Regions from separate parts of the Mus musculus genome. Here region 1 is linked to region 2. A link is a loop called in an ENCODE intact Hi-C map of the cell type or tissue named here. Cell type or tissue: left cerebral cortex. All regions are shown on one strand. Each heading gives the region's core, and the rest is flanking DNA. Links, peaks and the distances in the headings are about the cores only. Region 1 holds the start of Negr1 (neuronal growth regulator 1). Region 2 has its middle 29 kb from the start of Gm33311.

Region 1 (9,519 bases), core at 1,060-9,059, 210 kb after region 2:
AAACATCAAATTTGATGTTTCTGTTTTAATTCATATACCAGATGCTCCTACAAACTTTTGAAAGTGAAAAGGATCATTAAGATTATTACATGAAAGTTATTGCTTATAACCCATGAAAATATGCAATGAAATGTAGTTAAATCTCTCATCTTACAAGCAAAAAAGAATAAAGATTTTAGTGTTTGAGAATGTTTTTTCTCTCATACTTAGATGATTCCCAGTTGAAGTTCTTAGATTACATTTGTGGCATCTCTCTGGAATGTGGGGAACTTTGGGGAACAACTTGGGCACCATCCCCACCCACCCTAGCAGCTCAGAGACCTCTGTGCTGCTGTGACTCACTGCTTAGATGGAATGACACCACCACTAGCCAATAACTCCCCTCCCTTTTATTTGATATTCATTTCTCAGTCTGCCTACCCTGTAGGTCTAATGTAAGAAAGACGGGCACAGAGGCACCTCTTCCTGGAAGGCAGTTAATTACTTAAAGCTGAGACTTGTCATTTTAACTCTGATCTAAATCTAAGAGGTCCCTCCCCTTCACCTCCTTCACCATAGCCATTAGCAAAGAACCACACGTGGGGAAAGCACACATAGCACACACTAAGAAGAGCTGGCCACAGTGTATGGCCACAGCACAGTACACGAGGGACATGATAAGGAGTTCAGTTGGGGCTAATTATTACCCCCCTTCCATTCATCTAACTGGATCTCCTCAAGGAATCAGGGCCAAGAATCTGCTAGATGAGGAGTACTTCTGTCTCTGTAAACTTCAAGGCAGTATGGGTGTGGGCCACAGCACTGCCTCATCAGTGTGTGTGCGCACTCTCAAGTGCGTGTGTGTGGGGGGGCAGGGGGTTCATACACAAATGTCTATACTTATGACCTCTGACTGAATGGTCAGTTCTTAACTTGCAATGGTTTGCTTCTGTGAGGCAGGATATTTAGCAATGTCAGTGAATAATAGCACAGTGGCTAAGTCCTGGTGCTGTTAACTTTTACCTACTGAGGTTGCAGTGCTACTGAGTGAGCATTTACCAAAGCAATCCTAGTTGCCTGTTTCCAAATTTTTAAGGGGGCTAGGCTGAGAATCTCTAATAATTCCCTAAGGGTGGTGGTTCTGTTGGTTTGTTTTTAATGTTTCACAATGACTTGAAAATCCATCAAACTTAAGCCTATTTAACTCAAAATGAATCACTGTGCAAGTGAGAGACCCTTAGCCTGGTTGGACAGTGCTCTGACTGATGCCTTCAAGAACTACAATATACTCTTACTCTCAGGGCTTTCAAGTGGATGCTAGGTCCTGTCCTGCCTAAGATTTTTCTGCCCTATATTTTCATAATATCGATCTCATTTGCACCACCAAACCTTAAATGAAAATTCTAAAGACATAACAGTCTCCTTTCCAATATACCACGGAGTGTTTAAAAACATAGGCCATAGGTAAGAGGAAAAATCAGTGTAAACCGATGGACAAGTATCTACCATCACTACTTGGCTCTACATGGCTGTTCCACATCAACTCCATATTGGTACTTTCAATTCTTTATATGGAGGAACTTGAGGTTTAGAAACAGCGAAATGCATGCTTACAAAGTAAGACACCCCATGATATCTGACCTGGGTACCATCCCATGACATCCTCTCAGGTAGTCACCATCCATTTGAAGACAGTGTGGCCTTCTATTCTACAGGTAGGGTTTTCTACCATTTTCATTTTCTTACATGGTTTTACTCTATAGTTTCCTCAACAGGAGCAAAGAATTCCAGAGTTTATATCTCTACTGGGAAGAATTCAGAGGCCTCAGAAGCAAATGCTAGGAAACCTGAAAAATACCCTCAGATGTGAACCCTCAGAAGGGTCAAATGGTAAGCCTGCAATAACATGAGGATAAACTTATTTCCCATTTCCCTGTTTAATCAGAGGGCAGCATAAAAGCACTGGGCTAGAGCAACTGCCTGACATGCATTCCTTAATTGTGACATACTTACAAATAAACTCTAAGATCGCAACATTTATCACCTTGGCTTCTCTTTTGCTTACATTGGTTCTGTAAGAGTTAAGTATTTTCTGATCATCGACTAGAAGCCCAGATAGAAACCAGAAAGAGGAAAGGAAACTCATTGCCTTTAAATAGAAGTGGCTCCAGTTTCGGTCTAGGAGCCTGAAGGGTTGTTGTACATATTAAAATTGCTGTAGAGCTCACTCCCTGGCCACAGAATCCCCCCATCCTATCCAACACCCCCCACTACCACTGCTGAAGATGTTAGTTAGTCTCTGGGGAAAGCAGTTAGGAAAGGATGTCTTTCAGTGGCTTGTACTCTGAAGGCGCTGGCTCTTCCATCCCTGCATACAATATCCTTAAACTTTGGCTCAATGCCAGAAACTGAGGCTTCTGCCTCTTTTCATTGGCGTCTAGTTTATCGATAGCGAAATAATACCGCATGGAACTAGTTGGCCACGTAGTGGGAAGTCAAGCCTTCTAATACCTCGTTTGTCCTAGATAATTTTAAGCTTTATCCAGAGTGCACTGCCAAGAATGTTAAATGAAGTACACAAGAGGAGAGCTTTAGGTATCTGGCATCAATATTAGTGGGAGGCTGCCATTTGACAATAATTTCCCTAGCACAGCAGACGGTAAAGAAAAATGTTTTCATTCATCCGCAAATGACTAACATTTTATTGATGTTTCGAAATGCGGCTGAATACTACCGCACTTTCAATTCCCGAGCGGGTTCTGAGAATTAAGCCTGAATACTAATCACATCAGTAGCTCCTGCTGCAAACCTCTCCGTTAATTGCTGAGCCTCGCAGGGAATCTTCTGCAGGGTGGTGATGTTGCTTAGAGGCTCCTGGATAGTCAGTCTGGGTGGTCCCGGGTGATGTGAATTGCTGGCCCTACCCCATCTATCCTTAGACAACGTGATAAATAAAAATAAAAAATAAAAAGCCACCTTGGGTACCACCAACATCTATGACTCCTGCCTGCCTCATCAAGAGCTCAGTCTGGGGAGGAAGCCGGATGCTGACCCCTGCAGAGATCCTTGCTTCAGTGCGCTCTGCCGCGGGGCCCTGCTGGCGTTCAGAAAAAAATAAAAGAATAAAATAAATAAATAAATAAATAAATAAATAAATAAATAAAGGAGTTCAAATGAGCACCAGTGAAAGACGAATGTGTTTTGTAAATACCGCTACAGGCGGAAGGTGGGGGAAACCAAGTGGTGAGGGTAAGTTATTTCTAACCACCAGCTTCCCAAACTCCTCATGGGCACTGGAATCGCTGTTCTGGATTCAGATTCTCTCATTGATTTGCAAATCGCCTGGAAGACCTCTAGGATCTTAGGGTTGAAAATGAGTGCCAGAAAGGGGGTGGGGGGGGGGGAAGAGTGGACTATGGGGTGACCCCCGTGCCTTGTACCCTGTTTTGCCCTGACCTGGGCGTAGGCTAGCAGATCCGCGGGACACTGCTTGCCCCTTGAGGGGTTGAGGTTACTGCTCAAAGGATGCAGGTCCACCCCAACTGGGAGGCGGTGAAAAAAAAAAATACAACTGGGACTCTTTAAAGCCGAGGAATGCCTTGGCTTCAACCGAATGCGCAAGCCTTCCGCCCAGTAGGCTCAAATGGGTTAAACTGCCTCTTACATAACAGGACCGCCTAGCTCCACACAATTAAAACACTGATTGCAGCCTCCTCCAACTCTGCATCCCAGTAAGGCCCGCCCATCCCTCCCGTTGCGCCTGCGTGTCGCGCGCTCCCGGGCCCAGCACGCGCCCTGCACACTCCATCTCCCTCTCACAAGTGGACACTCTGTGCTGACACCACACGCGCACACACACTCATGCGCAAGTTAGTATCAAGACGCACAGAGAAGGGCAGGCGTTCTCCAGTACGCACAGGCGGACTCACACACGCACTAGCTTTCGGTCGGCATGCCCGAATCACTATACTGTCCCCGTAAAGCAGCAGCGCCGCCACAATCCCTGCTTATCTCCAAGAGAGGGTGAAAAGAAATACCCCCACTAAAGGAAAAATAAGGAACGGAGGGAAGGAAACAGGAAGGGGAGAGAAGAGAGGAGAGGAGAGGAGAGGAGAGGAGAGGAGAGGAGAGGAGAGGAGAGGAGAGGGGAGGGGAGGGGAGGGGAGGGGAGGGGAGGGGAGGGGAGGGGAGAGGAGAGGAGAGGAGAGGAGAGGAGAGGAAGAGAGAGAAGAGAGAGCTAACTGGCAGTTTATTAACAGCGCTATTAGCTAGTCAGGATTAAAAAAAAAATACAAGACAACAACAAAAAAAGCCAACTCACTCAGTCTCAGGCGTCATGATGGCGCCGACCCCAACTTGAGCACTTTAAAGTCGGGGGCCCGAGGAGCCGAAAGCACCAGAGGGCAGGCCTGGCCCTTATGCCCTGACTTCCCAGCCCCGCGGCTCGCAAAGCTCTCTAGTTCGCGCTGCCAAGCCGGACTAGACCTCGGCGTATCCTCAGTCGCCCTAGCTTCCCAGTCCCTCTTCTTTCCTCTTTTTGATCTATCTCTTTCGCTTCTCCGGCCCCCCTCCCTGCCTGGTCCTCCATCCCTGGGCGGGGTTGCTACGGAAACGGCCGCTTGGCAACGCGCGCGAGCCCGGGGGCCGCCGGCCGCTGCTGCGCCCCGCGCTGCCTGCGCCGCCTCCCGCGCTCTGCTCGCAGCCTCGCAGGACGGTGTGCGGCCGCCAGGGATTAGCCACGCTCCGGACGCGGCCGGGCGCCCCGAAGGAGGTGGAGCGCGGTGCCAGGGGGCGGGAGGGGAGGGAGGGAAGGCAAGCTGCAGAGGAGCAGAAAGGAGGCGAGGCCGGGGAAAGAGGGAAACTACGCCCGACAACTAGGGAGGGGGCGAGAAAGAGAAGAAACCCACCCACCCACTCAGAAAAAGGAAAAGAGGAAAAAAAATCTCGTGTGGCGCGCCGCCTGGTTATCGGGCAGCCTCGCCAGCAGCAGGGGGTGGGAGCCGACGCTGCCGGAGAGCGAGCAGCCTGGCAGGCACGGACATGGTGCTCCTGGCGCAGGGCGCTTGTTGCTCGAACCAGTGGCTGGCGGCGGTGCTTCTGAGCCTGTGCTCTTGCCTCCCGGCCGGGCAGAGCGTGGACTTCCCTTGGGCGGCCGTGGACAACATGCTGGTGAGGAAAGGTGACACAGCGGTGCTCAGGTAGGGACCGCGCGCCCTCTCTACACTTGCCTCAGTCTGTCTTTCCGTCCCTTTCCCTCTCTGCACCTTGCTTTACACCCAGAGTGAATCCTGCTGTTGCTCACGAGCAAAAACACCACACCTCAGGCTAGCCACGCATGACCCTTCCTGGGCTTCTCGGACCCCGGGGCAGGGGTCTGGCTGGATTAGGGAGAGAGGGAAAAGCGCTTTCCAAGCAGCCCGGGCTTAGGAAGTGTGGGGCTTGAAGGAGGGGCAGGTGCCACTTTGGAGCCAGGTCTCCGCTCTGCTGCCAGCGGTACTCCAGGAGTCTGACAAGTTTACAGGGCTTGTTTCTGCTTCACTCCGTAAGCGACTTTTCTCAACTGCTGGCTCTGTGCTCCATTTATTTTCCCTCTCACTTGAACAGTAAGATCCAAATATTCCATTCAGCTTTTTTCCCCCTCCTGTAGCTGCTTTCCTTCTGTGTTTCCCTCTTCCTCTGTCCCCTATCCCATTTCTCCAACTCCCTCTTCAGTCACCCCTATTGCCTCCAGTCTCTGGTTTACTCCTATGCTATAGTGTTCCCAGTGTTTCCCTCACACCTTAGTTCCTGTCATTCCTTATTCTCCCTGTTTTTCCAGATTTCCCTTTCCACTAATTTCCGGTCCTCACCATAGCCCTTGTCTTCCCCTCCCAGACCATCATCTGTCTCCAGCTTTGCCTCCCATGCACTTTTCTGTCACACCCACACTCAAGGTCCAGTACCATATTCAGATCCCATAAATCTCGATTTTATGAGCACACTCCCTCTCAGCTCTCCCATCCTCTCATACACTGGCACTTCCCTCCTGTGAGAAATGATTCACACTCAGAACCCCCCCCCCCAGTGTTTAAAGGATGCACACTCCACACTCACTCCACACGTGCACCCCCCAACCCCCAACACACACTTCCCTTTCTCTTCTGTCTGTAGTTTTGCCTCTTGTCTTCCCCTATTTTCACTGAGCTGAGCATGAACAGAGTGTTTGTCGGTGAAAGGTCTCCCTAGCCTGTTTTCCTCAGAAGCCACACTACCAAGTATGCCCAGGGGAAGATTTCCTTTCCCATTGGATATAAATTGATGACCAGTCAAGCTTAGCGCTAAACAGGGCTCCCTGCCCTGCCTTGCTCTTCACTTCCCATAGACCCACCTACACTGTCCCCCTGCCTCCCCCCCCCAAAAAAAAAAACCTGGCTTGCTTTGCCAATATCCCTGGAAGATCTTCACTCTCTCCACTGGGTGGTAGTTTGCTTTTGAGTACAGATTACAGGGAGCCAGTATAATACATGCATGTCTAAGGTGGGGAAGAATGCTTATTTATGGTTGAAACAGGCAACGTTTTAAATTTAAGGATGTAGGTTTCAGGCATGACTTAAAGCTTTTTAATTGTTTTTGAGGCCAATTACACAGGACAATTTTAATATATGCTAATACCTTATTTTAAGAATATATTATTCTTGTTAAGTGTCGGAGAACACAAAAGTAATGCATTTCTGCTACAGTATAGAAGAATAACTTTTCATTTTGGACAAGGGTGAGGCGTGCTTTATCATGGAGCAGCTGAGAATTGAATACCTTTTTACTCATGTTCTTAGTTTCTTTGTAAGTTTGATCATCAGCTTTGGAGGCAAGCTCAGTTACAGAAACTGAAATGTGCGTGTGTTTGCAGTAGCAAATGGCTAAAATATGGCAAGCATTACCGTTTTCAGCCTGAAGGATTTGATCTCTCACTCACATTGTGGTGATAAATCTTGGCAATCCCCTTCGTAATGAGCAGTTTAATAAGTGTTACGGTCAACGGAAGTATCTATCGGGAGCCTGCTCTGCTTCCAGGAGACCTTCACTCTGACAGTGTAGATCTCCAGGCTTGTGGGGAGCATTCTTACAGTGCTGAGTTTGGTGTGCTTCTTGCTTGCTTACAGGCTTCAGACCTCATCCTTGTATGACGAACCTCGAGCTTTGTAGCATTTTAGAGAACTCTCGACTCTCGAAACTTCCCAGTGATATTGTCTATATTTTAAATATCGTCTTTGTCACTGGAAGCAAATTCTATCTGCTTTATTCTTTTACATCAATTTTACAATCCTATAGAAATTCTCTAATTATTGAACTTTTTGATCCCCCAAGATCTAGGGACAATTTTATCATTTATTTATAGAAGATTGCATGTTCATTAAAAACTTGACCATTGCTTTCAGTTTCCTGTGACTTCCTCAGCCTCAGGTATTGACTTTGCTCATGGGCTGATACAGGTGGGCTTGGGGAAGAGCAGATGGTGGCCAGCTCAGGGGACACCCTTTCACTGGAAGTAAATCCATCAGGATATATATATTCAATTTATTGCTGATGCTATCCTGTAACTCACTAGAAAAACAAAACTATACCCCACAAACATGTGGCCCATCCTTATCAAAGTGTGTGAATTGAATCCCTAAGAAAGCACTTACCAGGTCGATATGACAATCTACTGTCTTTTTTATTATTATTACAGCACAATCCTTAAAGCATCTCATTGAGAGTAGAGAGATAACTGTTAGCAAGTATCTTGGAGTGCTAAACCCTGGAGGTGCAGACATGCCAGTTAGGGATGGAGGTGCTCCTGACTGTGAATGAAGGGCCAGGTCAAAGGTCAGCTGGTCCACTTCTGTCTTCAAAGTGCCATGGAGTCCAGTGTTTACGAAAAGAATAGCAAACAACCTAAGCCTTCCCTTGAGTGGAGCTGTGACACAAAGGAAACCCATCCTGCCACTTCCTGCTGTCTGTCACCTTGTAAATGGTCACCACTGTTTAGCTCACCTAGAGGAGGTGCAGTGAGTTCCAGGCTATCACTGTGGTTTCAACTCTTAACCTCTGCCTTTTCAGGATGGCAGGCTCTGCAAGGCACACCCTCTGAGCCACTCAGTAGACCTGTGTAGACATTCCAGGCAAAGGATTTAATGATGCATGTATTCAACAGAGTAACTCTTACATGAACTTCGTATTTTAAAAATAGGTGAATTTCTAGAATACACCCTAGGTTTTTAAAAACATATTACCATCCTTTGTATCGATATAGAATTTGATGTTTGCTAAATTTATCTACATTATTCTATTCCTGATAAAATGTGTTGGTTGGTAAATAGGAAGGTGTGTTTTTTTTTTTTTCTCCAGTCTTCATATTGAATTTTGTAGTGTGTAGCAAATCTGAGTCACTGTGCACCTGGTGACAAGGCAGAGGACAATCAAGGCAAGAACTTCATTAGGACCTAGGGCTGCTAGCCCTGAGGAGCTGAGGCACACTATTGAAATTTACATACAAATCAGATGACTTCTTAGTGTTAAGTAAAACACCAATCAATTACTTTATTCTCACTTTACTGGCAAATGCTGTTGAGTAAACAGGTCAAAGATGCCCCATAGTCTTTGTAAACAGTCACAAATATTTGTATCCTCCCTACAACTGCACAATTCTTTGTTCTGCTCATTGTTTTTCCAGACAGGGTTTCTGTCCTGGAAACTGCCTGTCCTGGAACTCACTTTGTAGACTAGGCTATTCTCAAACTCATAGAGACCTCCCTGCCTCTGCCTCCCAGTGCTGGGATTAAAGGAGTATACTATGCCCAACATCTGTATCATTCTTAAACATGTTTCATTTTCAACTCTTTTTTTTTTTTTTTTGCAACCTGTTTATTCATTCAGCCATTCTGCATGGATCTTGTACATTTTCAGCTGATTTGATATGAATTCAAGATAACTTACTCTGTGCTTGTTATGCTTTTAATCAAAGGAAAGAAAGAAAGAAGGAAGGGAAGGAAGGAGGGAAAGTCTTCCTTACAAGTGATACATTCTGTTACTTTAGCAAAATTAGCACAGCCAGCCCTTCTGTGCACTGGGCTTGAGTGTCAGCGATTGAGCAACATGCTAGGTGACTTTTGGGAGAAGGGCAGGTGACACAAATGTACTAGAGAGCATGTTTCTGTGGAGGATGTCTCTGCTGGAACCACATAACCTTGCAAATAGATTTAGAAATGGTGCCTTGAATATTCGTTCCTGTAGGCCAACACATTTGCTGCTTTTATTCTACATTAAGTAGTCTCGACTGAAAAGCATGCTGTTGGTTACAATAAATGATTTATGTATGAGGAAGTGGAACCACCAATAAATAGAACTCAATTAGGTATCCTCAGGGAAGACCATTGGGATGTCTCCTTGTAAGCTGAGTCCCTCCTGTGCTCCAAAGCAACGTGTGCTCCCAGTAAACTCTTCATCAGCATGGAGATCTTCAATTTATAACATTAAGGTATTATTTAAATGCTTATGTGCTGACTTGGTAGAGTTCTTAAA
Region 2 (9,519 bases), core at 951-8,950:
TAAAATTGTTTCTTTCATAGTCCTCCACTTTTACTTACATGATCAGCATGGATGTCTCTAAACAGCTTTGCTCCTAACTGACTCTGGATTTGCTGTTTTAACCCTAACTTTCCTTTTAATGAACTAATTTTAGTTTTTACCTTAACATTATGGCATGTCATATTTGCATTCTAAATCTCTCATTTTAAAAAGGGTTGCTATACTGGGTCCCTATAAATTGATAGAGAATGTAGGGTCAGACTAAAATACCTAAAAGACACAGTGCCAAACCCTTGGTCTCTGGCCCATGACAACACAGAGAGGAGGTGTGACCTTTTACAGATCTGGGATTGTGTAGCCACTAGGAAATGTGTTCTATGACATCTCCTAATTGAAAATGCCCTGCTGGAGAAAAGAATGAGGCTGCCGTCTCTGGGTGAGCTGAGACAGAAGCACAGAGGTCATGGAAATCATAGCCAATAGGAAGCTCACAGACTTAAACCGCTCACAGGCCTCTCTCCAAGGTGATTTAGGCAAGGATCAATTTCTGGGGTAAGAAGACTCAAATTGTTGGTAGAGTTGTCTACAAGATATTTCAGGGGCTTTGGGTGGAACTTAAGTGAAACCTCATCTACACTGGGGTGATATTTTGGTGATGCAGCTGGCACTGAGTCATTTCCTCTTGCAAGTCACCTCAGTAAATTCTGGACCCTACAAAAGACTTGAACACATAGTTTCTTTGTCCTCGCATAATTGCGTTCTCTAGGTGAAAAGATATTTGCTCATTTTCCACACTGAGGATGACTTTATTGTCCACCCATTCCTGTTGCTTTTACACCTCTGTCTCCTGACATTTCCTGTCACAGACCCAGAAAACCATGAGCAGAACCCACACAACTATAGAACAACCAAAGCAAAAAGCTGTATTCTTTTAAGCTTTTGTCTCTCAGATACTTTATCTTTTTCACCATAGTGGAAATCTGACTGTCACATGAGTGAACTGGTCTGCTAATGACACTTAAGACTGAAAAATTCCCCACAGAAACAAGGATCACAGACACAATCACGAATGCTTTCTTTTCATGGCCTCAGCACCTCAGAGACTTACAGCACAGAAGAAAGTTCCCAAAGACACTTTTCTGACTCATTTCAACTCCTTCTAGCTCATAAAAACATCCATCTGCCCATGACACTTATAAGACAGTGACAGTCTTTCAATTCACTGAAATCTTACATTCAAATAATTTCTCTTTCATTCCTTTTCTATTGCCCTGTCACAAGCAGAGATGTGAGGTGCCTTTCAGAAAACAATCTTGCACACAAGTGAAGAAACTGTGGTTATTTGTAAGAAATATCACCTTGTGAAAGGAACACCCGAAGTAAGCAAAAAAAAAAAAAAAAAAAAAAAAAAGTATGGGAAACTGAAAATGCTTCATTTTGTAACACACAGCTGCTTTTTTGGGTTCTGTTCTATTTGTTTCCTTTCTTTTCAATAGCTTTATGTTGTAATTGTGCAGACTAAGACAGATGCATATTACTGAAATTGCCAGGTAGATAAATATCTCAATATCTGTCTATTAGGAGCCACAGAATCATAAAAAGAAAATGGCTTTTTAATGGCAAAATGCAGCAGAAACCCAACACAGTGGAAGCTAAAACTGACGGCCACACACCTCTTTGGATAAAATAATTGTTGGGGAATTTCTCCTTTAAAATGCTCAAGCTGCCACTGCATAAAATGGTTTTAATGCAATCACATAAGCCATATAAATACATCTTAATCAGCCGTAAGATTGAAAGCGGACCAATATTACATAAGATGATAGGATGGTACCTCAGTAAAAGACTCTTGTATGCAGTGGAAGTATGGTTTCTTTGGGCAGTTAAATATTAATGACTAAGTATGTTTCAGCAGTGATGTGACCACAGCAAGAACATGTCACCTTACTTTGGTTTTACCTCTGTATCTGAGTTCCTCAGATGTTTATGTTTCTCTGAAATTTTTGCAAAATCCTTTAATACTGACTAAGCCAGGTTTGTTAAATGTCAACACTCCAACTAGTCATCTCAGGAGATGGCATGGACTTGATTTCATTAAACCTAGATAACAAATTGCATTTTGAATGTGTTAAAAAATATCAACCATTGCAAAAAGTCCAACTTGTTATTAATTTTTAAATTTATTGCAATAGCAATGCTTCCAGCTTCGAAACAGGACTTAATAAAGGCAGGTTATTCCCTTAAATTATATAAATTTAAAAGACAAGAAATATATGATTAATTGATATTCTGTCTTCTACTCCTTTAAATTCACAAATTTCTCTATATTATTTTAAAACTATTATAATTGTGTCATTGAAATCTACTATGTATGCATATGTACATGTATATACATATATGTGAATATTGTGTGTATACACACATGCTTTAACAAGTGATTGCCACAATGAACATGTGAAAGCCCAAGGACTGGTGGATGCTGTTTCTTCTCTTTCATCATGTCTGTCCCAGAGATCAAATTCTAGTTATTAGGGTTGATGGCAAGCACTGTTATATACTGAGCCATCTTGCCAGGCAAGTTGAAATAATTGAACCACCAACAAGAAATAAATGACTTACATTCATTAAAAAAAAAAAAAAGAATGGTAAGTCACAATCCCAATTTGACCTAATCAACTCTTTTTTAGGACCATAACTACATCATGTAGGAAGTTAAATTGTAAGAGAAACTAAGTCTATGCAATTAATGCTTTGAATGTGTGTGGGAGATCTAGAAAGGGAGGAAGGAAGCATGTTGTGAAACGCTTGGAAAGATGAAAAACGTAAGCAGGTTGAATAGCAAAGGAACATTTGTAATTAAAAGAGCTAACACACATGCCCTTCCCCCTGCTCCTGGTGGTTAGGTGGTTACTACATTACTTTGCCATTCTCTGTTTTCCTACACTGGCACCTGGGGCAGTCAGGTCTACACCTGACAGTCTAACTAATGTGATTTAACAGAAATATCTTATGATTGTCATCATCCCAGGCAACAAAGGATGATAACCTTTCTTCCATGTAGCATTCTGCCACATAATGGGGCAATTTAATTAAACTTTCTGTCCAATGGTTTATTAATTCTGCAAAAAAAAAAAATCAATACAAAACAAAACAAAACCCACAATTAAATAAATAACTCTAGCTATAAAATTAACTGTTTTATAATTCATAATGCATATGTTCAAAACTAGGTTTTTAAGTGAAGACACTATATTGGAAGAAAAACTTCAATTCCATGTTGCTAATTTCTTCAGTTTCTTTCTTATAAGATAGCTAAAACTCAAGTCATGAGTTCACTTGCAAAGTGATATAAGAAAGGGAATATATTTCTAAACCCTTTCAAATTTGAAATCGAAGATCCTGTAATGTTACCGGCATCTTTTCCTATATTCTACTCGAAATCAGTAATGAAGATATTTTTTGTAGTGACCTTCCAATGCACTGCTTATTTTAATAACACAAAAAACAATTTTTTCACAGAATTAATAAACCATTGGACAGAAAGTTTAATTAAACTGCCCCATTATATGGCAGGATGCTACATGAAAAAGAGATTATTTCTATACAGCTGACTCAAGGCAGGCAATGATTGTTTCTCTGATACTATAGAATATTTATGAGCAAAAGATACCAGTATGTAGGGAAAGAACAAATTTGGTTATGGGTTTTTTTATATTGTAATAATAGTAGCTATTCATTATCTTCATAATGATTGTTAATTCCTTAATGCATTGTTAGGTGGAAAATTCTTAAGAAAACAATTTAGTAGAGTTCATTTGAGTAATGGTGCACATAAAAGTTAAAACAGAACAAATCAAATTTAAGTATCAGACAGCCACAGAACCAAAACGGGTGCCGGGTTCTCCCTTCTGTGACACAGACAGAAAGTGGGACTAAGAGATAGCGGTGGTTGCCCGGACACAGCCTAATTACTCAGCTTTTACAGAGCCTTGTGTAATTAAGCTTTGCCACTGTTGTAAGACAATATAGAATTTTGTTCTGTTGGGTCCAGTGTGGGAGATTAATTCAGTTTAAGATGGCCTCAAGTACTCATAGGACAGTTCCTCTCTCTTGAATTCCCTCAGGACTCTCCAGGATCTTCCTCTCAGGAGCTGGCACTGCAAGGTATAACTCATCAAGCCAGTGTGCAACTTACTGTCAAGTTTAAACAATTACCTCTTTCCTTCTATCTCCCTGCCCTGACCCTCTTACTTCTTGTCTTTCTGCCATCCTCCTTTGATTCACAGGAGTCATTGAATACTTGTGGTTTTATGTTACCTAGTTTTCTTCTGCACTTTTTTTTACTAATGCCTCCAACAATAGCTTGCAAGAAGAATTTCTCCTTGCCTCCTGTGTTATGGAAATTCCAGCAGAGGAAGCCCTAAAATGTTGCAGTTAGCACTTTCCAAACACTGCCTATCAAAACAATATTGGGCTTGCGTTTCCCTACAAAGTTCATTATCCATGTGCTCCAATAGGTCTACCCATCTAAACACTACTATTACCAGGTTGCTAGGTTGCTGACTTTTGGGTCCTAAGTGCTCTTCTATAACCTATCTAGTTTATTGTATAATGTGTTTAGGCTGCTCCATTTGTAATATTCAATTATACCTGCTGGGCCTGTTTTACAGGTTAATGTGAGAATTAGGTTAAATGGTAGACTATAACCTCTGAACCTATTTTAGAACAACCATCTGAGAAGCTGTTGCTGTTTGGTTTTGGTGGAATGCATGTCGGTTGGCACACAGAAGAAAGCACAGAGCCAGGGCCTTGCTGTAGGTGGCGCCTGTGGTCATCTATGTTAAGACTTTCTTCAGCCAGGCCTAGTTCAGAAGTTGGTAGCTTCCCGTAGAGCAGAAGGCATACCAAACATCTATGGTGCCTCTGGTTGCGTTTCTAATGCTAGTCATTTCATTTTTATTTTGTTTTTTTTTTATTGAAATATTATCCAATACAATATATTGTGATTATAGTTCCCCCCAAATAACTCCCAGATTATATCTCTGCACCTAATCAAATCGATATCCTTTCTTGCTCTCTCTCTCTCTCTCTCTCACTAGAAAACACACATCAGAAAGAAAGGAAAGAAAGAAAGAAGGAAGGAAAGAAAGAAAGAAAGGAAGGAAGGAAGGAAGGAAGGAAGAGGGAGAGAGAGAAAAAGAGAGAGAGGGAGAAAGAGGGAGAGAGAGAGAAAAGAAGGAAGGAAGGAAGGAAGGAAGGAAGGAAGGAAGGAAGGAAGGAAGGAAGGAGAGACGGAGGGAGAGGGGAGAGAGGGAGGGAGGGGGGAGGGAGGGAGAGAGAGAGAGAGAGAGAGAGAGAGAAAGAAAGAGAGAGAGAGAGAGAGAATATGATGGAAAAAAGAGCTAAAGAAAAACACATGAACACATGAACAGGTGCAGAGACACATAAGTTCACAGACACTGAAATCTTATAAGGACACAAAATTAAAAATTATAATGTATAAGCTAAATACCTGTAGGGAAAATCTAAAGCAAAACAAAAGAATGCTTTGACAAAAGGTTATGAGACAAAGAGCCTCCAGAACTGCCACTGAGTTAGTTTTTTGTGTCCATCCACTGCTGGATGGGTCTGCCCTTCAGAGTGGCTTGTATAAACAGTGAGACTCCATTGGAAAAAATTTTTTTTTCTTTGTGACCAGTTAGAGATCGATTAGAGATAGCTTGTTTCTGGCCTTCTCATTTCACACACACTAGAAAACTATGCAGATTTTTTTCCCCAAAACCATAGATATTTGAAAGTATTCTCAGATACAAAATGTAGATTGATTTATATGTACATCTCTGTTCTTTAAAGTAGAGAGGAGATGATTAGAAGGTTAGAGAGTTCAGGCTCGAGGAGAGAGGAGAGAAGATGGTGGAATATGCAAGGCAAGAAAGCAGAAGTGGAAATTCTTTGGGTGAACAAGTGACCAGCAAATGGGAGAGATGAGGGAAGAGGGAGAGCAGTGGAGGAGAATGAGAACACGTGTGTATTTGTATGTTCTTCAGTGCATATATGCATGTGTGTGCGTGTGTATGTGCATGTCCATGCGTGAGTGCATGTCTGAGTGTCTGCATGTGCAGGTGTTCATGTGTGCTTGTATGTGTGTGCATGCTTGCATGTGTGCACATGTATGTGTGTGTAAAATAAAATAATAAAATACAGTGATCTACAATTCTGCAACTGTTGATTTAAACAATTGATTCCACATGTAATTAAATTGACAAGTCAGCCTTAAACTTAATAAAAGAACAACTGAGGACCTATGTGTCTCTCTCATACTCGGCAAATGTACAGTGAGCTTATAGCTCACCTCTGACCAACACCACAGACAAACCTATTCGAGACATTTATCCTAAAATTGCGGTCTGCATGTGGCCTGCTAACCCTGAGCAACTGCTTCCATCAGACAACCATGACCCATGGCAGTTTCCAGCTGTTCCTCTAACAGAAGCATACCCTAACCTAGCACAGACTCTCTTTATGGCTGTAGAATGGGGCCTGCCTGTGGCGTGCTGTCCTGCCTGCAGAGCTCTGCCTTTGATTTACAAGCTAGAGATGCTTGCTGAGTGACACCCTGTTTCACAGGACCTCCATGCTTTCTCCTACATATATGTCTCACAGAGCAATCAGAACTTTTGGCTCCTTTTACAAAGCAAATAAATAATTTTTAAAAACACAGAGTATTAGAGTGACTGATGTCCTGGAGTTCTCATATTTACCTTCAGAGTCTTAATGGCACTCGATTTCAAAACTCATTCCAACAAAGCGGAAAATTAATATTTTAATATGTCTCCCACTTTAGCAAGTGGAAATAAGAAAAGTGGGGTTCGTGGCAAAGAAGAAATGTTTTAGTGCTAACTATGCTCATGAATATTTATTGCCTTTACACATCTTTCTTCCAGTGTGCCCACTCACTTAGATATACCATAAATCACTGCAGAACTCGAGAGCAATTGTTTCACATTTTATAGAAAAGAGGGCGACAATTTCCCTTTAATACTCTTTTGATTAGATTTTGTCATAGTTTTTTACAGAGTGAGTACGAAGGAGTGAAGCACAGCTAATAAAAGCACAGACATTAGCTTTCTACTCAGGACTTCTCTTCAGCCAAGGGAAGAGCAACAACAGAGAATTTAAAGAGACAGGGGCGGGGTAGGGGTGGGGTGTGGGAGCTTCGCTGCCTGAAACCATCTGGACACTAGTTTCCCTCTTGGACCAGCAGTGACCCATATAACTCCTTTATGGTTTAAGATGTGACCTCATTTGCTTGTTTTGGGGCGAAGAAAAAAACAAAAACAAAAACAAACAAACAAACAAACAACCCAGGGTGGCCAAAAAGTTCACCAATAAGTACAAATATCATGTAAAATATCATAGTCTCAGGTGATTCTTCACAATACAAATGGAATTCAAATTGTGAGTCGTATGGGCATTTATATCCTTAGTACTCTTTAATACAGTCTATCACACAGTATTTTACTTTGGTGCCCCGTAACGTCTAGAAATGCATTTAGAACTCACTCTCCTCCCTTCACCTTTCATGGGTCCTCACACAGGACCTACATAACAGTCATATGTATACATATTTACTTTCAGGAGAATGAACTCTAAAATGTATATTAGAATTTTATTTGTTTAAAGAAAAATACTCTTGCCCTACAGGAAAGTAAAGGCAACTGGACACTATGGATAGGACAAAATAACTCTTTCCACAAGACCAAATATGAGGAAAATTTTTACCAAAATTTTTCTGTGAAGACCCATTACACCTTAGGTCCTAAAACTCACTCTCCAGAAAGACCTCTCTGCTCCTATCGTCAGAATAGCAATGCTAATTGGGAGAATACTCAATAACTCAAAGTAAATCATCTCAATGCTAGCTTGACTTTCATGGAGGTAACAGAAATAAAGCAAAATGATTCAAACCAATCTAATAACTATTTACAGAGAAACTAACCCATGCTTGAAATATTGAGCTATCTCTAAAGAAGTGTTTTAAAAGTTAGTTTAGAAATGTGTAGAAGTCAAAAGGAGTCAAAAATCACAAATATGGACACTCAGAACTAAATGGGGGAAAACAGCATTGTCTGTCATAAGCTGACATATAGGTTGATTCCACTTGCTGTTGTCAATAAATCATCAATAAACACGTACAGATACTGAAATATGTCTCAGGTGCACAGAGGAAGTGGCACCTTGGTTTTCCAGAACCTTCAGAATCTCTCTGTGCATGTGTATTCTTAGGTAGCATCTTCACACTGGACCAGCAGGCAGAGTAATTTTTAACCATGATTCCCTGTTCATTGAGCATCAGACATGTATGTGGACACGTACATCTTATTCTATCTTATAACAGATGAAGTACAGCTAAGCAACTTCCCTGATCTCCTATGGCAGAAGAGAGATGGCATCGTCTAAATTGGGAAAAACAATAAATAAAATACAGGAAAACAGCCCTTGATTCCTTTAAGAATTCAGGTGGTAAGGACAGAGAATAAAGACCATCTCCTCTGCTTCAACACATCACAATCATGTGGCTGACACTTTCTGTTTTACAGCTATAATCATAAAACACACTGTGTGTGTGTGTGTGTGTGTGTGTGTGTGTGTGTGTGTGTGTGTGTGTATGTTTCACTTTGATTCTATAGCCAGATAAAGACAACTTCTAGGCTGTACCTCAGTTTCCATTTTCTATTCAGGTGGCCTCATTGCAGCATCTCAGAACAGCTAGGGTCTTATTTCTCATCCTGGCAGCTGTTAAGAAAATGTAAACTACCTCCACAGTGCCTGTCAGGCTGCTCATCCAGCCTTATTCCCTCCTAGCTGCCATGGTGCATTAGGCTTTCTAGAGTTGAGCTGTTAGCAGTCTCCTAGCAAGGAGAGATGGCTACATGGTTTTACTGCCCTGCCTTATTGCTTCCAACAATAGGCAAGCTGGTCCTTTGAGTTTTTAAGGTACTATAAATCACTCAATGAAACAAGGAGAGGGCAGAAAAATGCTAACCTAACAGTGAGTCTTTATAGCACCCTTCAGCCTGACAATGTGAGAACCACAGAAGAACTGGAGCCAGACAGACTGAGGCTTTAATCCCATTTCACCTGTCTCTGTTTTAGAACTTGAGTTACCTCTCTGGGCATCAGACCCATCTTACTGGTAGTGTAGTAATGCTGTCAATCATCCCATAACAAGCCAGTGAATCACACCAGCAGCACAACACACACAGAATCAATGACACAACTGAAAAATCCATGTGCTTCATCCATTAACAGAAGCTATTATCATTAATAACAACAATGGTTGTAAACTGTGAACATTTCCTTACATGTGACAAACTGTAAAAATTTCACTGACTTACAGTATTGAAAATTACACACCAAGTAGATGATAAAGTTAGAAATGCCTCTTCAAAGATATAATTGCTTCTCTTATTTCTTTGTTTCTGCGTGCTGCATTTCATTGTTTTCTGTGTTCTAACTTCATAGGGTATGGGGGGAGAA

What was found. A loop is a pair of places that touch in the nucleus more often than their neighbours do. Peaks named below come from ENCODE experiments on the same cell type or tissue, not always from the same donor. Only the 100,000 strongest peaks of a DNase experiment are listed, where the experiment ranks them.
Region 1: it touches region 2 in a loop (3-fold over the local background); 2 of 42 quality-filtered maps call a loop at or near these places.

Annotation. Positions count from the first base shown.
Region 1 is chr3:156,557,176-156,566,694 of GRCm38, forward strand. Negr1 (neuronal growth regulator 1) reads left to right here and starts at 4,619. Exons shown (of 7, transcript NM_001039094.3): 1 at 4,619-5,177. The coding sequence starts at 5,020. It overlaps 4930570G19Rik (RIKEN cDNA 4930570G19 gene), which reads right to left and starts at 4,512. Exons shown (of 4, transcript NR_040399.1): 1 at 4,301-4,512. In left cerebral cortex, for the core only: CTCF peaks have their summits at 4,835, 6,441 and 6,954; DNase peaks (open chromatin) are centred at 2,434, 2,823, 2,980, 3,183 and 8 more places; H3K4me3 peaks cover 6,400 bases; H3K27ac peaks cover 4,842 bases.
Region 2 is chr3:156,347,126-156,356,644 of GRCm38, forward strand. No RefSeq gene overlaps it. Among named protein-coding and RNA genes, the nearest start is that of Gm33311, 29 kb to the right of the region's middle. In left cerebral cortex, for the core only: a CTCF peak has its summit at 4,786; DNase peaks (open chromatin) are centred at 6,615, 6,964 and 7,074.